Regions from separate parts of the Mus musculus genome. Here all the other regions are linked to region 3. A link is a loop called in an ENCODE intact Hi-C map of the cell type or tissue named here. Cell type or tissue: left cerebral cortex. All regions are shown on one strand. Links, peaks and the distances in the headings refer to the core of each region. The heading gives the core; the rest is flanking DNA.

Region 1 (7,656 bases), core at 1,750-6,749, 350 kb before region 3:
AATTTTGAAAAACTGGCTTCTTCGTTTTTACAAACTGGCTTATTCTTTGTATGCTGACTGCTTATAAAACTTTTGTGAAAAAAATATGAAAGTGGTGCATTTTTTTTTTTTTGTATTCCTTTAGGCAGCTCTAGAAATGATCAGTCTAGTGGGGACAGTAGAGATCCGATGCTCCTAGTTTAACAGGGGCCTGGTTAGAGGGCCCTGTGCTAGGTTTGGGGCATAGTAGAGCTGGAGCCAGTCTTTCCTTGGACACTGGCGTCTGATGATCGCTTCATCCAGTGTTTGGCTGAGAAGAGTTTTAAAGTTGTGTGCCACTTTATAAATCTGCCTTAATTGTACTCAATCTAATTTTGTTCTTTTGGATGTAGAGTACTAGTGGTTAGTATCTCAGCAGTGGCCAAAACTCTGTAGGGATTGTCCCACCAGCCATGGAAGCAATTGTGTACTTTAGGGACTGTAGGGAGCTGGCCTCAAGGATCGCTGCATAGAAGTTGCCCAGGAACACAGATTCTCTTCTGACCAGAATTTGAATTTGAGTTCTGTTTTTGAGACAGGGTTTCTCTGTGTAGCCTTGGCTGTCCTGGAGCTCGGAGGTCTCACACTGGCGCTCCTCCTCCTTCCTCTGCCTCCTTCAGTAAGTCCTGTCGACACCATGGCTGATTTCTGTTCTTTAAGTGTTAACTCATTCTTGCTTCAGCATGCCTCTTGCAGAGAGACTACTGCTATCCTAGCCTTAAGCTGGGACTCCTGTGCATTGTAGGTTTATAGTAAAAAGTTATCAAGAAGGAACGAATGGTTGCTTTTTAGAGTATCAGTCATTGCTGCTCTGTCTTAGAACTGCTTTAGTTGGATACAGTGCTGACTTGAGATTTTTCGTGATACGAAATGAGAATAGCACATATAAGTTCCTTTAAAATACTTGTTGGCTGTCCTTTGGCTCAGTATCGAGGACCAGCTTTTGTGGGTGCTTTGCTGCTGTGAAGTCATCAGGGAGGTGGGGTGCTCTTGTCCTGGAGGTCCGACTTTTTCGTGTGAAGTTTTGACACGATTTTTCATTCTTTTGCTATTTTACAAGACTTTCCTGTTTGAAGTGCCTCACTAGCTATTGTAGGCACCCACTTTACCTGAAAATTAAAAGTTTATTATGGTGATAGTTTTTTTGCATGTGTTTTTCATATGTAAGAACACAACAAGCCTGCTAATCCTTTCTGGGTTAATGTGTAGTGTTCAGTTAAAGAAATATTGAATAAATGACATTTGAGAACTTGGCTCTCATCTGACACAACCTGCTATTTTATAAGACTGCCAAGACTGTAAGTGTAATACAGTAGATTCTCTGCTGTGGGCAGACGGTCACAGGGACAAGTCCCTCTGGTGGAGTCAGGATCAGTGTGACTCTGGAGTGGAGCCTTGGAGGAGCTGGGCAGGGCTATGCTGGCTCCCAGGGCTGCGCTGCTGTGGAGGAAAGTGTGAATGTTAGGATTGGCTGGCTGGTTTGTTTTAGATGCCACAGATGGAAACAGGGTTTGGAACATACCAGACAAATAATGCACACTGACCTACATGTCCAACCTAAATACGAGGTTTCTAAGCTCCTTTTACAGCAAAGGTTGACGTTTCAAACGTTTCAAGCAAGGTGACTTGAGACTCTGTTAGAGTGTAAGCATGGAAATAGCCTCTTTATTGTTTCTGGTATCAAAAAGATGCTCTATAATTTGCTGGCTTAAATAGCATTTTAAAAAGTTTTAAATTTTACTTTGTGTATGTGGGTGTTTTGCGTGCATGTATGTCTGTGTACCATCTAAGTGCCTGGTCCCTTTGGAGGCCAGAAGTGGGCGGCAGACCCCCTGGAACTGGAGTAAGCAGTCTGATGCAGATGCTGGGATCAAACCCTGGTCCTCTGGAAGAGCAGCAGGTGCTCTTAGCCACGGAGCCATCTTTCCAGCGTTAAATAGCATATATTCCAGACCTGAGGTGGTTCCCCCTTTTTAACGTCAGTGGAAAAAACCCTCTACCCTCCTCTAGGTGTTTGATGTCCTAGGCTTACTGAATTAGCTATTATCTGGCAGAAATTTTATACAAATTGTGATCCTCTTGTTAGAAAAATTATGAGCTAGGCATTATCTTTATTTCCTGATGAGGACATGAAATCGAGATAGGGAGGAACGTGCAAAATGGTTAAGAAAGCTGCAGACAAGGGTGAGAGCCCGGGTTCTCCGGTTTCTATATGCTTGTGTTTTTTTCTCCACTAAAAATATCCTTCATAAAACTCTGGGATTTGGTCATCAAAGCTACAGAATAGACTCATAAAAAGAAGGAGCTTGGGGCCTGGAGAAATGCTTAGCATTTAAGAGCATTGGCTGCTCTTGCAGAGGGCCCAGGTTGAGTTCCCAGCACCTACATGGAGGCTCACAACTTTACATCCAGTTCTAGGAGATTTAGTGCCTTCTGTTGGCCTCCACAGGCACCAGGCTTGCGCATGTGAACAGCCTTACATGTAGGTAAAGCGCTCATGCACATGAAATAATAAGAAGAAATCTGAGAGCATGAGTTGCAAGATATAGAGAGCAGGTCCAACCCAAAGGATGGCTGAGAAGTTACTCGTTTGAAGTTCTGCACATTTTGGCTGAAAGATGGTCAGGAGCCCTGGCCAGTGTGGATGATGGAGTGACGTGCGCACACACACACACACACACACACACACACACACACACACACACGCACGCAGCGTGCTTCACACAGGATAATTTTGTTGAGAAAGAACAAGGCATTCAGGAAATACAGAGCAGTGTAGACTGGAACTGCAGAGTCATGGACAGGCCATGCCTATGGGAGTCAGAGGTCAGAAAGTCCTGAGTTCTGCCTCTGGTAGGGTTTCAAGTTCTCAGATGGTGCTCTCTGGCCCCTTGCCCCGTGCTCCTCATGCAGAGATCACTGAGTTGTCCCAGACCTGCGCTTTGCACCTTAGGTCAGGATCCTGTAGTCTGTGGATGTTTGCCATCATCCCTCCTGTTACCCAAGGGAAGGTCTCAGAGGGCCAGGAGAGCGAGTGCCTTTGTTATAGTGCCCACCATTTGTTGTTCGTAAGCTGACGTGATGCCTCCTAGGGGTCTGATGGCGCCCGCTTAGAGTTGACTGGCAGGCAGTGCTGTCCTGCAGCCTCTGCTCTTGCTTACCCTGGCTTCTTGGTGCTAGTGTGACATTTGTAAGAAGATCTATTATTTAGGTCCCACTGTCGTATAAAATTATAGGCCTTTGCAAAACAGGTTTCCCATCATTCAGTCTATGGATTAATAAACATGATTCCTTCTTTTAGCCTCTTTGAAGACTCCCTTAGCTCATTTGAGTGGAAGGAACAGAGGCACTTTGCCTACACAGGGAGACCCTGCTGCCAGCCTGCTACAGAGTCCTCTTGTGTCCCCTCCCCCCAAATGCTCAGCTTGCCAACCTGAGGTGCATTTTCTTGCACTGTCAACTTGGACCTAGCCTTGTGAGCATCAGCATGGTAAAGCCTGAGATGAAAGCTGCCACTCTTAGGGCATGCAAGCCATTGAATATGGGGGACACCCGCTAGCCGAATTAAAAGTCACCTTTTTATTTTATTTTTTGTTCCTTTTTTCCTTTTTTTTGTTTTTTTTTTGTCTTTTGTTATTTTATTTATTTATTTATTTATTTATTTATTTTGGGTTTTTTGTTTTGTTTTGTTTTGGTCAGTTGACCTTTCTTCAGTTTTGGCTTATTCCCCAGTGCTTGCTCCATCCTTCAGGGAAGTAAGCCTATTAGGAAATGTGCACAGACTAGCTGAGAGCTTGATAAATGAACACACGAAGATCACATAGAAGGTATGGTATAGTAAGCGATGGTAGCGACAGTTGCTCAAAATGGGGGTGCTTGCCAAGACAGCACCTGTATGAGCAAGCACCAGAGAGAAGGCAGCTTCCCTCCTCCGATGCTTAGCATCGTCATGGCTGCACAGAGAAGGAAGGCCCCCATCTTCTCTGGCTGGTCTCTTTTCTCCACAGGCCTAGATTTCTAGACTTTTGTTAAGAAATATAATGAGTCAAAGGTTGCCCTGTCTTCTTATTGCGGGAGAGAGTGGATAGTCACCTCTCAGAAAGCTGGGTCCTAAAGGATTTAGTTTAGAAAAAATGCTCCTACTAATTGAAACCCAGAGAAGACATTTCTCCAGAGGGTTTATTTAACTTAGAGACATGGGGAAGACAAGATTAAAGATGTCCTGAATGACCTGCTGGAGACAGACTTCCATTCCTACCGTTTAGCTGTCTGTGAGCAGGAGTGAACTTTCCCCAGAGGTGGCCCACAATTGAAGCGGGCCCTTCCTCAGTGAGCCCTCCCATTCCTCCAAGTGTTGCTGGCATTATGATTTTAGTCTCTGACCTTATTTTTGCTGTGCAAGCCACAAAGCGTTAGGTTTTTGAGTGTTCTCTGCCTCCTGATTACCTTTTTAAGCAATGCTGATTGCAGGGAATTGCTGTGGCGCAAGACGGATGTCACAACACACACTGATTAAAGCCCACACGTGTCATTCACTGCCTGATTGAAGCAATCATACAGGGGGAAAAGCAGAGAGGAAAACAGCTCATGTGCAGGGAGGGAGCTAGTTCTTACCACTTAGGCTTAAGGATTTTGAATTACAGAATAAAAACTAGTGAGAATGAGATTTGTTTCAGCCATTTTGCTTCTTTCTGTGTCCTTTGAGTTCTGAGCAGGACCTGGGTCTCTGATCTAATCTGTAGCCAAGGTTGGGGGAGTGGAGCTGGCGAGGCTGGAAAGATGGCTCAGTGGCTAAGAGTGTCTGCTGCCCTCATAGAGGCAACTAAGTTTGGTTTCCTGGTACCAAGTCAGGCAGGTTATAACTACGTGTACCTTCAGTTCTAGGGTGGGCAATCTCAACCTTCCTAATGCTCTGACCCTTTAATACATGTTGTGTATTATGCATGTGGTATAAAATTATTTTCCTTGCTACTTCATAACTGGAATTTTTGCTAATATTATGAATTGTAATGTTAGTCTCTGAAATGCAGGATACCTGTTATGACCCCCATGAAAGCATCATTCGGCTCCCAGGTTGAGAACCACTGCTCCAGGCATCTGATGCCTTCTTTGGCTTTTATAAGCACCTGCACATACATACACATAAAATACACACACACACACACACACACACACACACACAAAATTAAGCTGTTGATTTTTATTAAATATATATGTAATTATGGTGTGTGTATCTGGTTCTACGAAGACTAAACCCAGGGCTTCATGAATGCTAGGCAAATACCCTACCACTCAACTTATCCCTAACCCTGGCCATGAGTTATTCCCTCTTACGAAATACATGGTATCTTATATGTGTATAAAATAGTAATTGAACTTCTCAAGGGGTTACATAGCTCCAAGTAAGTTTATCTATTGGCTTTGATCATTTGGCCTACATATTGAATGCAGAACTTGAAGCCCCAGTTAAAATTCCAATGATTTTTTTTTTTTTTTGTTTCCTATAGCTCTGTGCTCTTAAGCTACCACTATTAGAGAACGTGTTTGTCCCATGTGGGTGTGGCGTTTGGGAGTAGGCACTGCAAATAGCCATTTGAGTTTGTAGGTGCCATCGTAACAGAATACTTGAGACGAGGTAATGAAGAGCATAGACTCACTTCTCCTTCTGGAGGCTGGGAGTCCAGTATGAAAGCTCTCGTATGTTCAAGCCTGCTGGTGCACTGGCACCGCATCACTGTATCCTTTAGAGGACAATTGTGCATCCTCTATGGTAGAGGAGATGATGGGAATAAAGTGAAATAGTCCAAGCCCAATGGTACACATCTATAGCGTCTTCACCAGTCTGCCCTTCCGTCTTCTGCTCTTGTGCTTCCTGTGCACAGCGGAGCACCAGGGAGAGCACAGGCTTATGGGTTTCCATTTAGTTGAGTGTTGGCTTGTCAGTGTTGCTTGAGCAGGAGAGTAAGGAAGTTACATGTGCTGTGACAGTGCTGAAGGCATCACTAATGATTTCCCATCCGTTTCCCTCAGGTACAGAACCATGGTATTTCTATTTAATCAATGGATTTCTGAACTTCAATGTTGCCTTTGCTTTGGCTCTTCTGGTTTTGCCACTGACTTTCCTTATGGAGTACCTGCTGCAGAGGTTCCATGGTGAGCGAGCCGCGTAAGATACGCTTGGTTTGTGGGAGGAGGAAGCAAGCAGCAGGTTGTGTGGAAATCTGCTTCTTTTAGTTTCCATTTTCTCTCTGTGGGAATGGCTGAGTGTCTGAGATTGCAGTCTGCATTTATAGATTATATAAACCCATGTTAAAGTTTGGTTAATTGTTTGAATTAAATAAGACAGAGAACATTGTAGCCCCTTAGGCAGTGGGTCTCAACCTGTGGGTCACTACTCCTTTGGGGATTACATATCAAATGTCCTGCATATCAGATATTTACACTGTGATTTATAATAGTAGCAAAATTAGTTATATAAAGTAGCAATGAAAATAGTTTTATGGTTGAGGGGTCTTCAGAACATGGAGAACTGTGTTAAAGGGCCGCAGCATTAGGAAGGCCGAGGACCCGTCTTAAGGGAGGGAGCTCAGTGTGGTTATGCTGTCACTGCAGAAGCAGGAGAGCAGCCTGACCTGGGTCTCCAGCCACGGAGCTGGGTGTCCGGTGCCTGCCCTGTGGAAGACACATCTGAGCACAAGTTCCTGAGAGGCTGGGAAGATGGACTGTCAGCATCTCAGCTGGATCTGACACCCGCTGATTGATCTTCCCTTCTCACCCGTTCAGCTGCTCTTGCTAATGGTTTAGAAAGCACTTGCTGTCTAGACAGTGAGGGGAATCTTCACTCATTTAAAAAGATTTAGACCATGATTTGTGGGGGTGGGGAGAAGGGAGGGAGAGGGAGGGAGGGGCAGGTAGCACACGTGTGGAGTCAGAGGACAGCTTTTGGAAGGCAGGATACATCTCATCACCCACTGAGCCATCTCACTGGTCCAAGGTCAGGAGGGTTTACTTCCAAAGAGTAACCAGTCTGGGGAGCTGATAAATCAGACCCTGAGGGGACTCTTGCCTGTCAAGCTATAGGCATAATGAACAGTAGGGGGTGCTGTGTGTCTGCCTTTGGTCTGCAGTCCATGTGCACCTCTCACTGTCAAGATGGTCTTGGATTCACCATCTCCCTCCCTCCCTCCCTCCTGATTCTTTAAGTACATGTTGGTTCCAGTTTTGTGATTTGGAGTAGATGCATATTATAGAGAAAGAGCGAAAACATAAAAAGGAAACTTCCTATTAGAGTATTTTTGTTTCCTGGGGAACAGTGTCACTGAGCTTGGTGACACTCCTGGAATCCTAGCACTCCAGGGAATAGGGTTTGGAAGCCAGTTGGACAGCAAAAGAAAACGGAGTAGACTGGGCTGGGGCCTGACAGAGGGTTCAGAATTGACACCCCCCCCCTCCATGCCTAGTTTAACAAACCTGCTGGTGTGTGCATGAAAGGATTATGCAAAACTTGGATTGGCTAGTTTGAGGAGGCCTTAGTGCTAGTGCGGGACACATTGCAGACATGTTCACCCAGCTAGACTCTACTAAGCTCTCTTACCCACTAACTCTACTTTCCCATGTGTTTTAACCAAATCTTGTATG
Region 2 (7,656 bases), core at 1,048-6,047, 96 kb before region 3:
TTCATTCTTCTTGAGTTTCATGTGTTTCTCAAATTGTATCTTATATCTTGGGTATTCTAAGTTTTTGGGCTAATATCCACTTATCAGTGAGTACATATCATGTGAGTTCTTTTGTGATTGGGTTACCTCATTCAGGATGATGCCCTCCAGGTCCATCCATTTGCCTAGAAATTTCATAAATTCATTCTTTTTAATAGCTGAGTAGTACTCCATTGTGTAAATGTACCACATTTTCTGTATCCATTCCTCTGTTGAGGGGCATCTAGGTTCTTTCCAGCTTCTGGCTATTATAAATAAGGCTGCTATGAACATAGTGGAACATGTGTCTTTCTTACCCGTTGGAACATCTTCTGGATATATGCCCAGGAGAGGTATTGCAGGATCCTCCAGTAGTACTATGTCCAATTTTCTGAGGAACTCCACATAAAACCAGAGACACTGAAACTTAGAGAGGAGAAAGTGGGGAAAAGCCTTGAAGAGATGGGCACAGGGGAAAAAGTTCCTGAATAGAACAGCAGTGGCTTGTGCTGTAAGATTGAGAATTGACAAATGGGACCTCATAAAATTGCAAAGCTTCTGTAAGGCAAAAGACACTGTCAATAAGACAAAAAGGCCGCCAACAGATTGGGAAAGGATCTTTACCTACCCTAAATCAGATAGGGGACTAATATCCAATATATATAAAGAACTCAATAAGGTGGACTCCAGAAAATCAAATAACACCATTAAAAAATGGGGCTCAGAGCTAAACAAAGAATTCTCACCTGAGGAATACCGAATGGCTGAGAAGCACCTGAAAAAAAATGTTCAGCATCCTTAATCATCAGGGAAATGCAAATCAAAACAACCCTGAGATTCCATCTCACACCAGTCAGAATGGCTAAGATCAAAAATTCAGGTGACAGCAGATGCTGGCGAGGATGTAGAGAAAGAGGAACACTCCTCCATTGTTGGTGGGATTGCAAGCTTGTACAACCATTCTGGAAATCAGTCTGGTGGTTCCTCTGGCTAAGTTCTTAGTGTATTGGTCTTTCCTATTATTGTTGTCAAGCTGTTATAAACTGTTGTGAAAACAAAGATTAACAAACACTACAGCCCCAACTTTGAGCTCCTTAAGATAGACTAAATTTTCTTATTAGTATATGGAAATGCTATCTAATATTCAAGTACCTATTTGGAAGGTTATTATACATTTAATAAACCCATATTTCTAGGAAACTTTATAACTGGCCTTACTATATTTTGGGTGATCCAATAACTCATTCTGGTCACCTTTTCTGATGTTCAATCTCAAGACTCGCTGATAGCTTAAGATTAGTTAGCAATTAGTAACCATTTACTGGCCTTCTGTAGAAAGAGACAAAGGAAGGTCTGTACAGAAATGTTTTCTCCTCTGAGGGTGCAATTCCCTGCAATTTCATATTTGTATCTGTCTCTGTTATTATGTGTGTCCTACTACAAGTTCAGGAGGCTGTCAAATACTCAACATAAGCCAGTACAATATTGAAATAAAATAATTTTAGAGTTAGAAGACACCTTAGTGTTTATTTATTCTATGTCATACTACGGATTTGCATTTCTAGAGGGGGATATATGGGCAGTACTGGGAGAAAGGAGTCTCTGAATTGGCTTTTGCAGGGTGCTCATCATAACTCCCTGCTGCCTGTAAGGGCAAGGCAAAGATCTGAGAAATGGGCCGGCACCTGGAGCTAGGTACTGATGATGATGGTTCTCTCAGAAATTCATTTGTTTTTGTCTTGGTTTAAAGACTGTTAGATGCTGTCAGCATAGCCTGTGTATTGACTTCAGATGAATGGGTATAGTGTAAGTGATGTGATCAATAGTTATAGAAGTGATGTTTGTAAATGGTTTTCCTTAAATACTTTCTAACAGAGAAGAGATTGCAGGTACAGAGCAAAGAGCATCCCTGTCCCCAAATCACACGAGGGAAAGTGGTCGACCTGACGGTCCATTGTCCTTTATTACTTACTGTGTGTTTTCTATGAAGACATTCCCGGCATCATGAGGACATATCCTAAATGCAACATTAAAGTCAAGAAATTAGCACTACACATTTTATCATTTCATCCTCAGACTTCATCCACATTTTTCCTATATTTTTCGTTACAGGAAAAGAGGGGTCCATTTCAGGATCAAGTCGCGTGTGCAGCCATCACTTCTACTGTCCTCCATCAGAGTTCAGGCTTGCTATCCAGGTCCAGTTACTTTGTAGATTGTCCATCAAGTTATTGTTGTGTAAGGCTTCCTCTTTGACTGAGACAGCGCAGATGTGATGCCATGTCCCTCTCACCACACCACAATGTGAGGTGGACAATCTCAGTACAGGCCTGTCATCCACAGTGTTCACACCGATCAGTTGACTGAGGTGGCGTTTTGCCTGTTGGGTGACTTTTGTTAATAATGATCTTTACCTGAAATCATGTAAATATCCCATTCTACATCAAAGCTTTAATTTATTCACTTATTTTGTGTCAGCATATGCCCATGTTTTTCTGGTGTATCTAATGAGTCACATTCTCTTTGTCGCTTTTACTTTTAACGATTTAATATTTTTTTTAAGATTTATTTTATTATTATATGTAAGTACACTGTAGCTGTCTTCAGACACACCAGAAGAGGGAGTCAGATCTTGTTACGGATGGTTGTGAGCCACCATGTGGTTGCTGGGATTTGAACTCTGGACCTTCGGAAGAGCAGTCGGGTGCTCTTACCCACTGAGCCATCTCACCAGCCCACGATTTAATATTTAAATTATTCCACATTACCGAAGATGGGCCATTATGAGTTGGTTTCTGTGATCTATTGATTCCCAATCGTTCTTGCTTGGTGGTGGTGTAAAGTTTCACAAATGACCTCTCTCATTCTTAGTCTCTTTAAATGTAAGTTTTAACAATAATGTCACTTCACAGCACAAATATACAATGTGTACTGGTGAACCAAGGCAATAAATATAACATTTTCTAATTTTATAATTTTTTATAGTTTTATAATATTCTATCATGACTTTGTGTTTGCTACCCTTGAGCTCCTTTCTCATATTTATTCATAAATACATTATAGGCCATTGTGATGTGCGGGGGGTGGGGGGTGGGGGGGGGCATGGTTCCTGTAGAACAATAAACCTGTTAAGTCTACCTATGTTTAGGTATCCATTATTTCCTTTTCATTACTCAAGTAACTCATATTTCTTCTGCTTCTGCCCTCCAGTCATCCAATTTCATGGAGTACTGGCTTATTTAATGGAGAGTATACATATACATATACATATACATATACATATACATATACATATTCATGGATACTCAATACATAAAGCTCCACAGTGACAGCACTGTCACTATTTCCATTGCACACAATAGGACCTATTCCAGTTTCCTCCCTTCTGGTAGCTGTGGCTGCCTTCTCTGATAGTGAGAAGCCTGCCTCTCCTTATCCTTAGTATGTCTACTCTTTACCAGTCCAGCACACAGTCATGTTCCCAGGCTGCTGCCACCCATCCCCAGAACAGCACATACTGTCTGAGCCCAGAGAACAAGAAGCCCTGAAGCAAACACAGAGCTCATTTTTACTTTCTAAAGTATTTCCAAGTTGGATTTTTCCAAGTTTAGATGTCGGGAGAATGAAAAAAAAAAAAAAAAAAAAAAAAAAGAGTTCCCCTGAGGCCACATGCAGAGGAAAGGCTGTAGACACAGACTGACTAACATTCTACTTCCTGCTTTTTATTGGATATTTTTCAGGGGCGGGGTGGGGGTGCAGGTTTGGGAATTAATTATTGATGTGCAGGCCAGCCTGAGGCATCCATACAGAGGCTTTGAGAGGATTCCACAGTTTGTGTTTTTGTGATTGCCTGTGCTGCTGTATAGAGCAAGGAAAACAGAACCTAGAGGTGGGCTTTCCAAGCTCCCTGGTCAGCCCTTCATGCTGAGCAGTGAAAGCACCAGCCCTCAGATATCAGTTAGAAGCCACTGGCTGACAATCACTGAGTCTGCTGTGCAGCAGCCCCTGGGCAAAGTGCCTTCTCAGAAGGCTCAGCAGGATGAGGCCCTCAGATAAGAAGTACAGCCAGAACTTGGGGACCCAGTAGGGACTTGTGATGCTGTGCTTGCCCCTAAGACTGAGCTGGGCATTTTCATAAGCTTTCTGAATATTGTCCTTGTAAGAAATCGGAGGCCTTTGCTTCTCCTTTTGCATTCTTGCCAGGTTTTTCCTGTGTCTTAGTAATATATTTCATTTTCTACCCATCCACTCTCCTTGCTCCTCCCCATTCGGTCCGGGGAGAATTCATAGATGTCATTGGTCACAAATCCACTCTCCATACTTGCCAAAGTCACAAACCCACTTTCCGAAGGGTTCACAGCAATGTTTTCATAGTCACAAGACATGTCATCAGGCATAGCTTCCCCAGAACACACCCGGAAGGAGATGTTCTTCAGGTCTGGCCGGGGCTCAGCTAAATCAGCTTCACTTTGTTTTCTGATGACATTGTAAACATCTAGGTTGGGGCTGTTTTCTTGGCGAGGAGTGGGCCAAATGGTGTGCTGCTCCTTTGTGCTAGGGTCTGTCTGTTCTCGTTTTCTAAAAGAAGAGAACCAGGCTGAGTATTTGAGACCAGGGTCCTGAGAATGTCCCTGTTCTATTGAAGTGGATGAAGTGACCTCAGGAAGTCACCTTGCTCTGTTTCTCACCTACCTACACCAACAGGCTTTGTGAGTCAGGTAGGAGACACCCCAGGAAACTGTTCTATTCTGGTCTTCCTACACCTACCATTCACTGTCTTAGTTCTAGGACTCCTTCGGAAATGTGGGGCCAGAAAACAGTAGGAAAAAATTAGACTAAACCTAACCTAACCAAACCAAACCAAACCTTAACCAATTGAACAATAAAACAAAACTCATCTCTAAACAAAATTAGTCACATTCTACCATAAGTATAGACAATAAACAAGAGTAGGATTAATAATGTCATTGACTCTACCACCAACAGAAATCACATTCCTATACCATATCAGTTATTAGAGTTGCTTTGAAATATTTCATGCTTACCGCTACTTCAATATTATAATTATACCCACCACTAAAAATCACTAATAAAGAAACACAATTCGTTTTGGGAAATATTTTTGCTAAATTCTGTAATAGTATAACTGCTTCCTTCTTCTATCAATGCATTTTGTTTGTAACACTTAAAAGTATTGTTTAAGGATATGGGGATATAGCCAACCAAATGCAACTTGTCTGGCATGTGTGAAGCCCTGAGTTCCTAGGACCACTTAAAAATGAATATGGAAGAAAGAAAAGCAGGAAAGAAGGACAAACGGACACATGAGAGACAGACAGAGACAGATAGAGAAAGAATGTTCCCTTGTCCTGGCAAAGGGGCAAATGCATTTAAAAGTAGCAATCAAGAACCAATTGTAGATAAGTCATCGGAAAAATGTATCTGTAATTGTTTAACTCAATTCTATTTTAAATTCAAGAGAATTACCAACAAAAATGATTATAGTAATGGCCAATTCTTTTGAGTGTTTATATAAGATCTATCTATCTATCTATCTATCTATCTATCTATCTATCTATCTATCTATACACACACACACACTGCTCATACTCATAATAAACGTTTGAGGGGATTATTAAATGAAATAGGTTCTGCATTGGAATTTTACAAATGTATCTCAATGTTCATCAAAGTGAGTTCAACTCCAGGTGGACTCTGATTTTTCTGCTGTAAATGTGAGAATGCTCTCCTCCTTTAGTGTCTGCCTTGATGACAGGGAACAACAGTGTGAACAGAGAACAGTTGCATGCACTTAAAATACACCAGCACGCCATCCAGACTACATACAGAGGCTGCCTATGCTACCTAGTTTAGCTTCTTTGCAACAATACACTTTTGAAATAATTTAAAAGAAAAGTCAGTTTAAAAGAATTTGGCTGATTCATTCTGAATAAAGTGGCTTTGTGTCAGATGCTTCCCAGAATCCCTTGGAACACACAGTTTTCATGTGGCCCATTAGTCATTCCTTACTCAACAAACATTTTTGGAACGAGGACCTACATTTAGGAGAACACTTTACTGGGTGATCTGTGGGTGCACAGGAAGTGAATAACAGTGTTTTACCTTCCACTTTGCTTAAAAATCTTCCACACACACAGAGGAGAAAGCACGTAGGACTGCTAGCGTAATCACAACTCAGCACAGATGCTCAGAGAAGCATGCTGCTTGTTTGGCATGCAGACCTCGTGTCCTGCCAGAATTTACTCTCAGTTCTATAGTGGTCCTTCTCTTGGAGTTGTCATGGCCTTTAATGATGCCAGCCAGGCAACATCCTAGTGCAGAGGGAGCAAAGGTTTGCATGATGAGAGTTCTACTTGCCTTCTACAGATCCAAACCCAACATACAGCTGAAGTGACCACAAGTAGGAGGAAAAGGGGAATACTGGGAATTAGGATGTAGGCAAGATTCAAAGCAGCCTCTGAAAAAGAAAAATATCATGTATTAGCCCAGTGATCTCTCTCTCTCTCTCTCTCTCTCTCTCTCTCTCTCTCTCTCTCTCTCTCTTTCTCTCTCTCTCTCTCTCTCTCTGTGTGTGTGTGTGTGTGTGTGTGTGTGCATGTATGTTTTCAAATCAGGCTTTAAAAAGCACAATCATTAGAATATTCTAAACAGCACATTCTAGGAGATAGATGCAGTTGTCTAGTTAGCAGAGTCCCTAGTTTCAACAAATGAGCATTTTCTATCTAACCAATTAATCTAGGTGGCAATGTAAGCAAGTTTAAAGTTTAGAGTCTTGTATATATTGTAAAATCATCTTTGATAATTTCTTTTTCAAAGATCCTCCTTTTCCATGTACTTCTTAGTGAAACAGGGCTTGGTGGGGGCAGTGTAGATGTCTTTGCTTCCACAGAAATTCCCAGGCTTGGAGAGGCAAGAGGCATGAAAAAGATCAAGCCAAAAGTCCCAGGATCATTTGCAGGGAAGAGAAAGATCACATAGAGGAGACTATCAGACCTTCCCAGCACATCTGACTAAGGCCAAGTGGCATCGGCTAAATCCCTAAGTGCTGGGAAGAACATTTAAGGGGTCTTCTTTTTCCCCACTTAACTCTGTAATCTCTGAACCAGAACTGGATGTTGTTCCCTTCAGAGGCTGTGAGAGAAATCAAGGATTAGAGACTAACCCTTCTTTTTCCACTGATCCAAGGTTCCTGACCATCCAGAGAAACTTGACAACAATCAAACAAAACAAAACAAAACAAAACAAGCAAAAACAACAGACACACTCGGAAAATGGAGGATTCACTTAAAATGCCCGTCTTAAGTTATAGAAATGCCACTTATTTTGGACAGCTCTTTATTCTCTTTTAAAGATATTTTTACATATTTATATCTATTGGATAATAAAGAGTTTGGTTATCCTTCATCTCCGATCATTGGTAGAAAGGTTCTGAATTTTTTAAGATGTAAGATTGAATATAAGATTCATGTAAGAGTGAATTTTTATTCACAAACCTCTTAAACAGCACAGAATTTATGGTAAGGAGATTTCTTAGACTGGGTGCTTTTACACCAAGAAGACCCATCAGTTGATCATAGAGTGAGGCTTTGAGCTGGGTGGTACCAGGACTCTCCCTAT
Region 3 (7,656 bases), core at 859-5,858:
CGGGCTGTCTTCCCACTCAGTGGCTCCACAAAGCTGTCACCAGGCATCAAGAGGCTCCCGGTGGCATCTCGAAGCCCTCCTACGGCAAGCACCTGACCTGGAAGCAAGACACCTAGAGGGTTAAGTGGGAAAGAGACCTGTGGTGGTATAAACATGCAAGGCACAGGGAAGAAGGAAGGCAGGGCAGGGCCACAGCAGCACCAAGGGCAAGAAAAACGGAGGAGCTGCCCTCGGGTTTACTTCTAGTGTAAACTTACCGTGGGGATACTGTGGTAGAGATGGGGGAAGAGGAGAGGGAAACTTGGAAGAAGAGGGAAGGGTTGGGAGCAGAGGTAGAGTGGAAAGAGAGAATGGGGTATCGTTTTCAGCCTGACCAGAGTATGAGGAAGATAGGAGGCTGGGAGAAACTGGGCAGCTAGGCCAGGCAGGGGCAACAGGGTGGAAGGCATTGATAGTTTCCAGGAGACCTGTGTGTTCATCCAGCCCAACGCCTAGGATTGGCACGATGCCTCCTGTGACTGGGTCCTCCATGGGTCCCCCCAGTTCCAAAGGGGCCAACGTCTTGGTGAGAGGACTGCAGTATGTTCCCCCGAGAGTGAGCCACTCCCTGGTTTGGGGATGCAAAGTCACAGCAAGCACAGGCACCTCGATGCCTGTGATGGGGTCAGACATGAGAGCCCCCAGCTGTGATGCTCTTCTTGGTTGTAGGATGGGCAGGTGAGTATCTGCTGGGCAGCCTGTGACAGGATTCGTTGGGTAGGGCATGTAGGGGAGAATAGCGGCCTCTGATGTTCGGACATCACCTGGATAGGGAGACGGGGAGGTGTTAGCAACACCCCATCTGCTAGCCTCTGCCCCACTCCCCGTTTTGTAGATCATGGAAGACAGCAGCTGTGGGACCTGCTCTCATTCATTGAACAGCTCTCTCCTCCTCTTCCCCCTCCCCTCCCCCTCATCTTCTTCCTCCTCTTCCCCTTTCTCCTCCTCCCAGTCCTTCCCTTCCTCCTCCTCCCCATCCTCCCTCTCTTTCCCCCTCCTCCTCCTCTTTCCCCTCCTCCCCCTCCTCCTCTTCCTCCTCTTCCCTCTCCTCCCCCTCCTCCCCCTCCTCCTCTTCCCTCTCCTCCCCCCCCTCCTCCTCCTCTTTCCCCTCTTTCTTTCTTTTGACAGAGTCTCTCTGTGAAGCCTCTCTGGCACTAAACTCACTCTGTAGACCAGGCTGGCCTCAAACTCACAAGAGATCCACCTGCTTCTGCCTCCCCACTGCTGGAGTAAAGGCGTGCGCCACCCGAATCCAGCAGAAGTCATGGGTGAGGTGAAGGAGCAGGTGTTTACTGCTTTGCTCTGATCAAGGACAGAGCCATGCTGTGTGTGCATTCATTCTTGAGGTCCCCAGGGAGCATCGCCCTATCTCTGAAGCCCAAAATAAAGTTAGGGCTGGGAAGTGGGCCAGGGTCCTACCAGCATTAGAGTCAGCAATGGGGATCAGCCCTGAGCTCAGCAGATCATATCCCAGGTGTCCAGCCTCAGGCAGCACATGCCCAGTGTCAGGGTGGATAAAGTAGCCAGGGGGTACGGGCCCTATGTGGCCACTTGCTGGGAGTATCATCGTACAGTTGGGTCCAGGGACCATCAACTTGGTGACAGGATTCACAATGATGTCATCAGTACCCTCTTGAGGACCTGCTGGGGCTGCAGGAAAGCAAAGGCTGCCTGCTGGGCCTCTCCCGAGGTGACTGGGGAGGCTAGGAGTCTTGGCTGGAGACAGGAAGAAGTTAGCAGGAACTTTATCCCAACCTCCCAAGGATGATGCTCCCAAGAATGGTGCTCCCCAGGGTAGTGCTCCCCAGGATAGAGACTTTTTAATTTTTTTTTTTTTTGAGTTGAGCACAGAGCATCACCATTGCAATGTCCAGTATCCTCAGATTACAGGCTAGGTAAAGGTCCTTTGGGGGAAAGTTTTGTGGGTACTGAGGTGGGGCTGAGAACTTCTAGAACTTGCTCTGCCTTTAACGGATATCTTTTCAAGGCAAACCCAGCATTTTCCAAACCTGACTGTTCACATTTATCTGCTAGGCTTTTATTTTCAAGAAGTGTCATATGGTTTGCAAATCTGTCATTTGTGATGCCTTCCTTCCTCATCCTCCCTGTTTCTGAGCTCCCCTCATCTTTTGTGTGGGGCCATTGAACAGGAACTCCCTCCTGTTCCCAGGGTTCCTCGCGTCCTTCCCCTTCCACTTCTGCCTCTGCAGGTGTTTTAGGGGAAGGACTTAGGTCTTTGAGGTGCCTAACGTCCTGAATGCAGGGATTTAGTTTCAACATACGGACTAAGTTCCCATAGGTCCTTGATGAGGCCATCAGTGCTTACCTGCCTGTAGCAGCTCCGCCCCTGTTCCAGTGTCCAGGAAACCCCAAGCCTTCAAGCGGTGACCTTCTTGCAGCATGGCCTGGGACAAGCGGCCCAGCAGAGTGTCCAGCCGAGAATCCACCCTGCAGAGACACATATGGCATGCCGGTCAGAGTGCAGAGACAATGAGAGATGGAAAAAGGACACTTAACGTCGCTACTGCTGGAACTCTGTGAAGCCATCCATACTCTCTTTCCCTGGTTTGCATTCCACCCTCTGATTCAGGCTAACCAGGTACATACTCTCCAGGGCTTTGCCCAGGCTGTGGGGACGTCTCTGGGCTAGAGCTTGCAGATGCCTTCAGCAGCCACCGAGCTTCCATCAACGCTGAGTAGAAAGAGGCCCACTGGTCCTGCCTGGCACAGAGGTCTTGGTGAAGGAGCTCCAGTTGGTGAGCAAGGCTTGCTGCATACTCGCCCACCAGGCTTCGCCTCTGCCTAGACTCTTCCTCTGCAGCCATGGCAACTGCCTTAGCGGCCTGGGTCAAAGACACATTGCCCCTTTTACCTGTAGGGCTCCAAGCACCAGGGCTGGTGGGGTGGGGACGGGGGGCGGGGGCAGGGAGGAGGGACGGGGTGGGGAGGGGACAGGGCTTGGGGACTGTGAGAGGGCACAGAGGCTGGGTGGGAAGGTGCAAATTCAAAGTCCAACCTCTTGTTGCTTTCTCTGGATTAGAATCTGGTTAGTGGAAGCTGAGGTGCCACGCTGAGCACCCCACAGCTGCCGGAGAGAACCAGCTTCATTCAGAAGTTTGCGGTAGAGGACTTTGAGCTGAGAGAGAGGAATTAGTCAGTCTTGACTACCACCCAAGAGCCACCAGCTTTTTACTGTAAGCTTAGAGCGCCCTCTACTGCCAATATCTGGAGAGATGGCAGAGAACCGGCTTCTGAGGACACTTGGAAGAAATGGATAAAACTGGCAAGAATAAAGTTCTCCCCTCAAGTCAATGCTGGGGATCAAACCTCATGCATACAACACGCCAGGCGGATGCTGTCACTGAGATATATCTCCAGCTCCTGGCCAGTTTGGATACTTAGACTTCTAATGTATTGACTTATTTCCAATGTCTGTCACTGAAGACCAGGGATAGGAATCTAAGGCCTATTTGGCTTTGCCTGCCTGCCTGCCTGCCTGCCTGCCTGCCTGCCTGCCTGCCTGCCTGCCTCCCTCCCTCCCTCCCTCCCTCCCTCCCTCCCTCCCTCCCTCCCTCCCTCCCTCCCTTCCTTGTCAATTAGTCTATACGTTTCTTAATATCAGTCCTAATTAATCTGAAATTTTCTATCTTTCCTTTGCCCCGGAGTTCTTTAGGCTCCATCCCACGTCCCATTCATCCCCCCTCCCCCATTGCATCCACTTCCAGCCCTGCTTGTCTCTGCTGGCCATGAACAGAAGCACCTTTTGGGCCTTCCAGTTACCTCCTTGTTGATTTGGCTGAGACTGGCCGTCACTGTCAGAGACTGCCGATGCAGTATCCCAAAGAAGACCTCTGTGTCAAACCATTCTAGGTCTACCTGGTCCTCCCAGGTCCCACCTGTGCGAGGGATGGGCGTATGATTAGCGTCCCCACACGCAGATCTAGACACACCTTCAACGTATCTTCTTCCAGGTTCTCAGCAGATTCAGTCTGTCTCCTAAAGGCATGATGCTTGCATGGACCACAAGTGTTTCTGAGAAACTTGACCGGAATGCAGAACGCTGTGCCTGACCCCTGCCTTGTGGAGTCAGAAGACCATGGACCTCCCTCCCCACTGCTGCAAAGCCTTATGCATACTGAAGTTCTAGAGGCACAACTTAAACCCAACCCTGCTCTCTGACTGAACTTTGAGTGGCAACAGTTGGAAGGGGAGCTTCAGCAGGATGTACAATACGATCTGCAATTTGCCCCTCGGTGGTGGAACAACATAACTTGTAAGAATATAACACACCCTCCATGCTGACAGTAAAGAAAGCACTGAGTACGCAGAGACATGGAGGCAGCCTGGGTCCAACTAGCCTTCTCTCCAAGAAAAGACCCAGTCGACTATCTCACACCCACATTTGCATATCTCTGGCCTCTGTCTTATAGTCTATAAACTGTCCTGGTGGATAGAAATTAGATTCTTTCTCTGATTGGGCCAACCTAAAAATAAATTGGTTTCTTTCACCAACCTGTTTCCTAATTTCTTTTGGAATCCCGAGAATCTAGGGTCGTTGGTTCCGGATCTGTGTGTCAGTCAACAGTGGCCTGCCCCATTTCTTAATCTGAGTTCTCTGCGCATGGTTGTACTACTTTTTTACTTGACAAATTTGTGGTCAGATGTCTCTTTCCAACTCTACACTGTATTCCTAGTGCCTAGCAACATCTGTATACAGCAGCCGCTTAATAAATGCTCTCTGGGAAAACAAGTGGATGAATGATGTCTTCTAGGCAGCAGACTGAGCAAAGAGTAACCCAGGAAGTTGAAGCATGGCAGAACCTGCCAGTTGGATTTGGGGCCCTTGGAATCTAATCCCAGATTGTCACTCACCATGACTCCCTTCAGCTCTGAGGACCTCGCAGTCTCGGGGTGATTGGCCTCTCCTCACTAATATCATACCAGTCCTTGGGGACATGTAGACATCAAGATTATATCTTTGCTGGTGAGTCCTGAAGATGGGGTGTGGAGCAGCCTTCCGAGCCCAGCTGAGGCTCTTACACTGAATCTAAGGGCACACACACCGCGGGGAAAGGCAGGAAGGAGGAAGCTGAGCGGTATCCTTTCTGGAGAAGTTCCCCTCTTGGCTTGGGGGTATCTCATCTCCTTTGCTTTTACCCCATGAAAGGCCCTGTTCGATGTAGCTGCCTCTTTAACCCTTCCCTGCCCTTAGGCTGTTGTGTATTATAAACTAAAGTCTTCTCAGGAGCTCTCATTCGCTCAGTATCCTCATCTGCTGCCTAGAAAACAAGCCTTCCTTAGTCTTTTTGGCCACAGCAGAGCTAGAAAGATGAGCTGTTCTAGCCTTATCTTTGGCTGCAGAGGCAGAGGCTCCAGCCACAGCCACTTGGTCCCCAGAGCCAAAGACTGGTGTTTTGTGTCTTTGAAACATTGCTGCTAATGCTGTCATCTCTTGATATCCACAGGGACTCGTTCCAGGACTTCCCGTGGGTACCAAAACCCACAGATGCTCAAGTCTTTGGTATTAGCTGGCATGTTATTTGTTTACAACTCACCCACACCCTGTGATGTATTTCAGATCATCTATACTTATGTATATTACCCAATGCAATGTAAATACTTTGTAAATAGTTGCCCTGATGTATTGTTTAGAGAATAATGGTGAGAAAAAAATCTGTGCTTTTTCGGTATAAATGCAATTCATTGTGTGTGTGTGTGTGTGTGTGTGTGTGTGTGTGTAGGTTAATGCATCTTTTTGTCTATGCATGTGGAGGCTAGAGTCAACGCCACGTGTTGCTCCTCAGTTGCCATCCACTTGTTTTGTGAGGCAAGGTCTCTAACTGGGACCTGGGGCTTGCTGACTCGACTAGGGGTGCTGGCCAACAAGCCCCAGGGGTATCTTCATCTTCATCTCCTCAAAGCTGGGGTTACAGGCATGTGCTGCTGTGCTCAGTTTTACATGCGTGCTGGGGATCAGGTTCAGGTCTTCATGCTTGCAAGGTAAACACTTCACCTACTCACCTATCTTCCCAGCCTCTCCTGAATGCTTTGGCTGGTAGTTGATTGGATTTATAAGATACTTCTTTCTCTGGACTTTCTAACCCCCTTATTAGCACAGGGACCGTGCGTGCTCTTCTGTGTCTATCTCAGGGATTGTATCTTCTGGAAAGTCTATCCTGACCTCCCAGAGAGAATGTTCAGCCCTGTCTTTGTGTGGCCAGGGGCCCATGCAAGGCTTTACTACAGATCTGTCATATTTTGTTCTTGTATCTATTCTTCCTTCTGTTAGGCATGGCACTGGTGGCCCGAGGCCTCTGATCCTTCCTTCCATCTCCATCTTGGCAGCTATTATGATGCCTCCTACAAGCAGGATTGGAAGGAAGGGACTTGCAAGATGCTACTTGTAAGCTCTACTCACCAACAAAATCAGGCAGGGCCCTAGAAGAAACAGCATCGCCCCCAGGGCTCCTGGCCAGTGAGGCTTCTTCACTGGTTTGGGGATTTTGGCAATACCAGTCTGGATAAGATTCCTGGGTGTCGTCATGGCAAAGGGCCCATCCACAAAGCACCGGCCCCCAGCGGGGAGAGTACGGAGGTACTAGGTAGAAAGAAGCCTGTTCAGTCTTTGTGCCACCATTTGCCAGAGACTGGCAGGAGGCAGAGAGGCAGCCCAGGCATTCCAATATTAACCAGATAACCATTCATCCTTGGGGGCTAGTGGGCAAAAGTTGGGGTTTCCTGGGAAATCCATTCATATTGGATAACTCTCCATATAGAGGGAAGTGGCTATGTGCTCTGGGATTTGGTCTACAGGACTCTTAGAAGATCTCTGTCCAACAGGAGGAGATACTAAATCGCTTGTGACACAGACAAGGTAGCCAGAGGTGTAACGGCAGAGCGTAGTTCCTAAGGATAAGTTACTGTGCAGATTGGCTTAAGATGTGCAAGGATGAAAGATGGGTAGGCAGGGAAGATCAAATGGAAGGTCGTGAGAGATAAGCAAAGCTCCTAACCAGGCAGTGCACCATGCTTACACCCACCGAGCAGATCGGTCCTAACACATCATATACTGGGCTACTATGATGGGGACCTCAGTGAACCCCAAACCATATCTTAGGGTTATGAGAACCTGAACGTTTGATGGTGCCAAATAATCCCTTTCTGTCATTGGTTTTTGTTTGCTTGTTTTGTTTTGTTTTTGAGGGGGAAATGATCGCCGAGGTCTTAAACAAGGCATACTATCACAGACTAACCATCTTCCGATGCCGGTTGCTGTTTAGATGGAAGACGTAGACTCCCGGTAGCTGGAACTGCTGCAGGAAGAGGCGGGGCCTTTGCTCAGAGAGCTGAGACTCCTCAGCCAGGGCCCGGAAGCGCCCCCAGTCAAACTGCTGCAGTGTGTTGTAGAAGTGGCCCCTGGGCGTGGAGAGAGTAGGGCATGTTACCTTTTGCTGGTAGTGCCTGATGCATGTCCTTCATGGTACAGGGCCATGACTCTGGATACTTACAGGTCATATTCTGGGTAATGCTCACGAGTCACCAGGAAAGCCAGTGTATCATTGGTTTGGAGGCAGACTATAGGGTTCTGGATACCCAACATATCTCCAGAGTATGTGG

The links. A loop is a pair of places that touch in the nucleus more often than their neighbours do. Peaks named below come from ENCODE experiments on the same cell type or tissue, not always from the same donor. Only the 100,000 strongest peaks of a DNase experiment are listed, where the experiment ranks them.
Region 1: a loop joins it to region 3, with 6 times the contacts of the local background. A loop is called at or near these places in 19 of 42 quality-filtered maps.
Region 2: a loop joins it to region 3, with 2.1 times the contacts of the local background. A loop is called at or near these places in 2 of 42 quality-filtered maps.

What each region holds. Positions count from the first base shown.
Region 1 is chr9:50,794,071-50,801,726 of GRCm38, forward strand. It overlaps Alg9 (asparagine-linked glycosylation 9 (alpha 1,2 mannosyltransferase)), which reads left to right. Exons shown (of 15, transcript NM_133981.2): 9 at 6,049-6,171. Among named protein-coding and RNA genes, the nearest start is that of Gm38476, 22 kb to the left of the region's middle. In left cerebral cortex, for the core only: no CTCF peak of the experiment used is centred there; a DNase peak (open chromatin) is centred at 4,509.
Region 2 is chr9:51,053,061-51,060,716 of GRCm38, forward strand. It overlaps Layn (layilin), which reads right to left. Exons shown (of 8, transcript NM_001033534.1): 7 at 6,397-6,496; 8 at 3,720-4,596. The coding sequence ends at 4,236. The region is part of intron 1 of Gm32681 (a long non-coding RNA gene); the gene reads left to right. Among named protein-coding and RNA genes, the nearest start is that of Gm32681, 10 kb to the left of the region's middle. In left cerebral cortex, for the core only: no CTCF peak of the experiment used is centred there; a DNase peak (open chromatin) is centred at 3,514.
Region 3 is chr9:51,149,348-51,157,003 of GRCm38, forward strand. Gm32742 reads right to left here. Exons shown (of 31, transcript XM_017313740.1): 8 at 7,548-7,656; 9 at 7,293-7,455; 10 at 6,458-6,637; 11 at 4,912-5,086; 12 at 3,820-3,935; 13 at 3,056-3,175; 14 at 2,647-2,882; 15 at 2,366-2,487; 16 at 1,459-1,689; 17 at 468-803; 18 at 1-97. Among named protein-coding and RNA genes, the nearest start is that of Gm32742, 16 kb to the right of the region's middle. In left cerebral cortex, for the core only: a CTCF peak has its summit at 3,254 (motif pointing left); a DNase peak (open chromatin) is centred at 3,248.